Regions from separate parts of the Mus musculus genome. Here region 2 is linked to region 1. A link is a contact called in ENCODE Hi-C or POLR2A ChIA-PET data. All regions are on one chromosome and are shown on one strand. Each heading gives the region's core, a stretch centred on a gene start or an enhancer-like site at or near the end of the contact. The rest is flanking DNA. Distances are from core to core; before and after follow the strand shown.

Region 1 (3,145 bases), core at 300-2,799:
CACAAACAAGCCAAACCTAACTTAACCAAACCAATGTGTATCAGATCGTCCCTGAGCTGGCAAGTCCTGAAGCTTTGAAAATCTAAGTTGCCATGGCAACCTCCTGGGTGCTAGAAATGCCAGAAAAGTGGGATATCTGCCACAGAAACAAGCCTACAGGCATTGAACAGAACTGGGCTCCAGAGAGGCCCTGCTTGCTCATTCTCACATCAGCGACAATACCTTTGAGCATGGTGTGGTGTGCATGCAATCCCAGCACTCTGGAAGCCAAGGTGGAGAGCAAGCAAGTTCAAGGTCAGCCTGAGCTATATATAGTAAGACTCTGTCTCTGAAGAAAGTGACAGTATCTTTAGTATAAACCCCCCAAATTTTAGATAGGAGAAATGAGGAATTCTACTGTAAATGAGGCAAAAGGTGGCTTTGGGAGAGGCCAGGGCAGCTTTTAACTCAGGGTATGTGGCGTGGACCTTCTTGACACGCAAGCCCTCTGGCTATCTCGGATCTGTAAAAAGCAGATTTTAGGAACCATCTTTTCCCATGCTTTGCTCCCTCCTTTTCCTGTTTGGATAACATTTAGGATTTATGAGCTCTGGCTAGAGGGGCTTCCCTTTTTCCCAACTCTTTCCATTTTGGTTCCCTCAATATTGGAAACTGCTAGGACTGTCTCTTTCTACCAGAAGTCAGATGGGGTCACCCCTCGTAGAGTCCTTTTATCTTTCTTTTAATTGATCTTTCTCCTTTCTTGCAGCTGGATTGCTTTGGTTTTTTTGTGCTTTCTTATCTTGGAGCTGTTTAGGCTATAGCTCGACATGTCCCCAGCCATCTTTTCTGGGCCTTTTCCCAATGGCCCTCAATCCTGTTACTTTCCTCATTTCTCCTTTTCTCGTGGTACTGCAAATGGTACCCACAGTATTCACTGGGTAACTCGATATATGTTTGTGGACGCGTGATGACCTCAGACTGCCTTCCCTCTGTTCTCAGCTTTCAGGTCTCAGTTTCTCTGGAGCTGACTCAGCACAGGAACGGCCGCTTTCTGGATGATAGGGTTTGCATTGCCTTAAGCTGGGAACATCTTAGTGTTTTTACCACAACTTTGCCCTGAGTATGTTTGAAGAATTATTCACTGCTACATGGGTGACTTCTATTGAATTCTTCATTCATAAGCAAAAGGAAAAACAGTAAAATAAAGAGAATGCCAACCACAAATTATTCTAGAATAAACAGCTGGAAGTATCAGTTAAAAAAACAAAACAAAACAAAACAAAACAAAACAAAAGGACGCCTAAACACTTGAATGCTTTAGTTTTAAAAATATTTAGTTTTCTGTGTGCCTGTGTGTGCACACGTGACTGACAGAGGACAACTCCTAAGAGCTGCTTCTTGTCATCGGCTTTACAGTCATGGTGGTCTAGAATGTTCTCTCAGGGATTATGCTCAGTCCAACAGCCAGTGGTAGAGTAAGAATCCTGATGCTGAAAGGCGGAGATAGGAGGTTAGCAATGGAAAACTGGGCCCAAGCAGTGCTGAACCCAACAAGAGAAACGGTGCCCCCTGCAGCTCAAGGGCTTTGGAGCAAGTGTTTACATAAGCTTTGTAGGGTTAAGCAGCCTTACCTCCCTGGGCCTGCCATCTGCTTCTCTCAGGTCAACGGCATTGAAGGCTGTTGGTTTATGTTTTGCTTTTGAGCAGCTAGCTCACATTCCTAGCATTTAGGCACACAGAGGTTGTCACTGCAACAGATTTTGTTTTCAAAGTGTCATGCATAGCCCACTCAGGGGCTTCCTGCTCCACACAGGGTCTCACAGGTGTTTCTCTGGGAATTGCATTTCTATGATAGCACCACACTTGAGTTCTGCAAAACAAGAACCTTGGAGGCACCAGCGGGTCATCCTGCCAGAGTAGCTACCTTTCTTGGGCCACAGTGGTTGTGGATCCTGAGTGTTTGCCTTGCTAAACCGAGGGGTCCAACAAACACTCCCCTAAGTAGCCCCAATAGAGTAGACAACCTGGGGATCTCTTCGTAAAGACTTTCTGACGCCTATTTCAGTTTCTGGAACTTTTTTTTAAAAATAATTTTATTTGTTTATATTTCAAATGATATCCCCCTCCACATCCCCTATGCTATCCCCCTCTCCCCGCTCCCCTTTGCCTCTATGAGGGTGCTCTTCCACCTACTCACCCACTCCTGCCTCACCTCTCTAGCATCCCCATACACTGGGGCATCAAGCCTCCACAGGACCAAGGGCCTCCCCTCCCACTGATGCCAGATAAGGCCATCCTCTGCTACATATGTATCCAGGTAGTTGATATTGTTCTGCTCGTGGTCCCTTTCTTGTCCCAGTGCAAAGTGGGAGGCTTCTCTTTCCTGGTGCTGATCCCCGTGATAAGTACAACCATTTGTCTGCACTTGGCTTTGTCTGAAACTTTATCCTCATACATACTTCCTTCTTAGCCAAATTGTACATTTTTGAAATTCACATGCTCCGTGTTTGCTCCCAATTTTCACTGTAAAACTGATTAAAGACTGTTGTACTGCAATGCTGTGCTGCCTTGAAATTTCCTCTGCCAAATAATTTAGTCCATTACTTTTCTTTGTTTTTGTTTTTGTTTTTTTTTTTTTTGAGACAGGGTTTCTCTGTATAACAGATCTGGTTATCTTAGGACTTGCTGTGTAGACTAGGCTGACCTTGAACTCTCAGATCCACCTGCCTCTGCTCAAGGCATTGACCACCACCGCACGGCTAGTCCTTCCCTTTTTGAACTCAGTCTTACTCAAATTTTCAGGACACAAACAGAATGGAGCCATATTCTTTTACAGTAATATTAATGGCTCTGGTTCAGTTCCCAATAGACCTTGTTCGAATATGAAACCCCACGAACATGGTCTTCATTACATGCATTTCCCTTAGCACTCTGGGATTCCAAACTCTCAGCAGAATGGCTCAACGAGGTTTGCTTTATGGCAGTCTAGGGTGTTTCTTCTCTCTCTCTCTCTCTCTCTCTCTCTCTCTCTCTCTCTCTCTCTCTCTGTCTCCCCACCCTCCCGCCATCATACCCATTGTGTTTGGTGCTAGGATTAAACCTTGGACTTCATGTATGATAAGGTAGCATTTGACCAACTAAGCCACACCCCTTGCCCATTCTA
Region 2 (3,028 bases), core at 422-2,921, 34 kb before region 1:
GAGAGACCCTGTATCAAAAACCCAACACTCAAAAGAATTACAATTAGGCAATACATTCTGTCTGTCTATCTATCTACTTGCTTATTTTGTTTCTTTGAGACAGGTTTCACCGTGTAGCCCTGGCTGTCCTGGAACTCATTTTGTAGATCAGGCTGGCCTCAAACTCAGAGATATGCTTACCTTTGCCTCTTGAGTGGATTAAGGGTGTGTGCCACCGTGCCAGGCCTCATTTTGGTTTCTTGAGACAAGGTTTTTTTTCTGTGTAGTCCTGGCTGGTCTGGAACTCTCTGTAGACCAGGTTGGTCTCAAATTTAGGGATCCACCTGCCTTTGCCTCCCAAGTGCAGGGATTATGTGCTAGGCACATAAGTTCTAACTCACCTGATTTAGAAATCCAGGGGAAATTCTGGGGCTGTAGGAAGGGAAAGAAAGGAACACCATTCCAGTCTGTTTCACTCCTTTCAACATCTGAGAAGCAGACATCCCAGCACAGCATCTGCTGTGAAAGTTGTGGCCACAAAGATGCATCTCTTTCACATACAGATTTTCTATGCTATAATAGCAGTAAACTAGATTTGTGGCCTTAGCTAGAGCCCCTCTCTTTCCCTGGACATAGTCTTATGTTTACAGTGAAGACATTTTGTCTTCCTGTATCTGGGATCTAGAATGTTACCTTATCCATTGGAACCTTATCTGTGCACCTCAGGACCACCCTGTGGGTTCATTTGGTTTTCTTAGAAACCCTTTCAAGAGAAGACATTTAGAACCAACCTAAATGCTATACGTGGCTATTGTAAAGACAGCAGGCTGTGTCTCTTAGATAAGCCACCCTGTGCTCTCTGCTGTGTCTTCTCTAGCTTTTCTCATTTTCTTTTAACACTTGTGTATTTAAAACATATTTTTAAAAAAATCTCTCTCCAGGCAGTGGTGGAACAATGAGTACCTTTAATCCCAGTATTAGGGAGGCAGAGGTAGACAGATCTCTGAGTTTAAGGCCAGCATGGACTACAGAGACCAGGACAGCCAGAGCTTCACAGAGAAACCCTCTTTCAAAACACACACACACACACACACACACACACACACACACACACACACCTCTTTTAATAAACCTGAACCGTCCTTTACAGTGTCTAGTTCTGAAATTCTTTTCTGCTGTGAAGCTAGGAATCTCGAGTTTGCCAGAGTGGTGTTCTCTGAGAAGAGCCCTGGGGTTGCTGCTGGTGACAGACTGCCCAGGAGAGGGAGGGAAGGCTACACATTACAGCAGCCCGAGGCCAAGTGAGTGGGGTTTCCAGAAGAAGCAAAACTTCAACTTCCTCACCAGCAGGGACACACAGACCAGGTAGGCAGAGCAGTAGTCATCTCTGCCTGCACTTCACAAGCTCCAGCTCTCCAGCCTCTGAGAGACCCATCCGCTCCCTCTTCTCTTCTCTCTGAGGTAGCTGTTAGCTACCTTAGGAGTCATCCCAGCGATGCCCAGGCGTGGACAGAAGGGTGTGGGGGCTAGGGTAGTTGTAGAATAAAGGAAAGGAGAAAAGAAACAGACAGAAAAAATTTCCCGGCAGAACTGTGGCCTTTGCTGTCTTGCTGTTCTCTGTTAGTATTGAGCAATAGCCCTGAATCAGGGCCAAGGCCGGTGCTCAACAGTGCCTCCAAACGAATCTGCTGGAAGAAGACTGTGTTTTTTCAGTGTTTTTCAGGCCCCTAAAAGGGCCTCCCTCTCTGCCCATCTCCCCCTCCCTCTCAAATTCTTCCCGCCCACAGGACCCAGCTCTTTCTGTCCCATGATGGGTGTAGAGGAAGTGGGATAGCTGCCTGCCAGCACTCCTCCCAGGCAGCTGGCTGCCCACTGTGGGTCATAGTGTACGGAAAGATCCCAGGGCAATGGTTCAGACACCAAATGGCAGCCCCGGGGCAGAGGGTTTTGCTCTTGCCTAAACCATACAGTGCTGCGCAGAGATTTTGTTTTTAGGATGGCTTATTGGTCTCTGACAAGAAGATATGGGGCTGCTAGCCCCTTTGGGGATAGTAACTTCCAGATAATTTTCAAGAGTCAGTTTTTAGGGGTGGGGAGATGGCTGAGTCAGTATGTACTTGCCGTGCTAGCATGAGGAGCTGAGTTAGATTAAGATCTCACATAAAAAGCTGGGTGTGGTAGCACATGTCACCCTAGAGACAGGAGGATCACTAGGACTTTCTGGGCAGCCAGCCTAGTTAGTTGGTATGATCCAGGTTCAGCAAGAGATGCAGTCTCAAAAATAAAACAAGTAAGGTGGAGGGCTGGGCATAATGACACCTATCTTTAATTTTAATTCTAGCATTTGAGTGGCAGAGGTAGAGAGTCCCAGGCCAATCATACACATACTAACATGCAAACACACTTACCCACCCCACAGACACATTTACGTTTAATGTTTATTTGACTTGGACAGTTGGTTGAATGAGCAGCCATTTGCACTATGGGCATAACTACTTTTTTCAAAGAGGTGGTCTGGGCAGAAGGATCCTAAGTTTGAGGCCAGAGTGGGTTGCATAAGTGGTTCAAGGCCAGCCTAAACTACCTAGTGAGATCTTACCTCAAAGCAAACAAAAACAAAGAACCCTCAACGAGCTAGAGAAAGTACCCAAGGAGCTAAAGGGATCTGCAACCCTATAGGTGGAACAACATTATGAACTAACCAGTACCCCGGAGCTCTTGACTCTAGCTGCATATGTATCAAAAGATGGCCTAGTCAGCCATCACTGGAAAGAGAGGCCCATCGGACTTGCAAACTTTATATGCCCCAGAACAGGGGAACGCCAGGGCCAAAAAGGGGGAGTGGGTGGGTAGGGGAGTGGGGGTGGGTGGGTATGGGGGACTTTTGGTATAGCATTGGAAATGTAAATGAGCTAAATACCTAATAAAAAATGGAAAAAAAAAACCCTCAACAATGAAAACTCAATCGAAAAATGAGCATAGGGCTTGAACACAGACCTCTCAAGACTCTAGAGTCTGGAGAACACGCATAAACTATCAGCTCTATTTT

What was found. A loop is a pair of places that touch in the nucleus more often than their neighbours do. ChIA-PET counts read pairs that join two places held with the same protein, here RNA polymerase II (POLR2A).
Region 2: a map of gastrocnemius shows a loop between it and region 1 (2.0-fold over the local background). The contact joins two enhancer-like sites. A Hi-C loop is called at or near these places in 2 of 37 maps with a recorded cell type or tissue (gastrocnemius and left cerebral cortex). POLR2A ChIA-PET finds 5 or more read pairs at or near these places in 2 of 5 experiments (Patski and embryonic stem cell).

What each region holds. Positions count from the first base shown.
Region 1 is chr19:9,919,443-9,922,587 of GRCm38, reverse strand. No RefSeq gene overlaps it. Among named protein-coding and RNA genes, the nearest start is that of Gm50340, 21 kb to the right of the region's middle. Within about 2 kb of position 1,549, at least 1 of the 3 ENCODE cell types and tissues checked has a DNase peak (open chromatin) inside an H3K27ac peak, as active enhancers do; it is gastrocnemius, where a contact is called at or near this core.
Region 2 is chr19:9,953,345-9,956,372 of GRCm38, reverse strand. No RefSeq gene overlaps it. Among named protein-coding and RNA genes, the nearest start is that of Gm36913, 7.2 kb to the right of the region's middle. Within about 2 kb of position 1,671, at least 2 of the 3 ENCODE cell types and tissues checked have a DNase peak (open chromatin) inside an H3K27ac peak, as active enhancers do; they include gastrocnemius, where a contact is called at or near this core.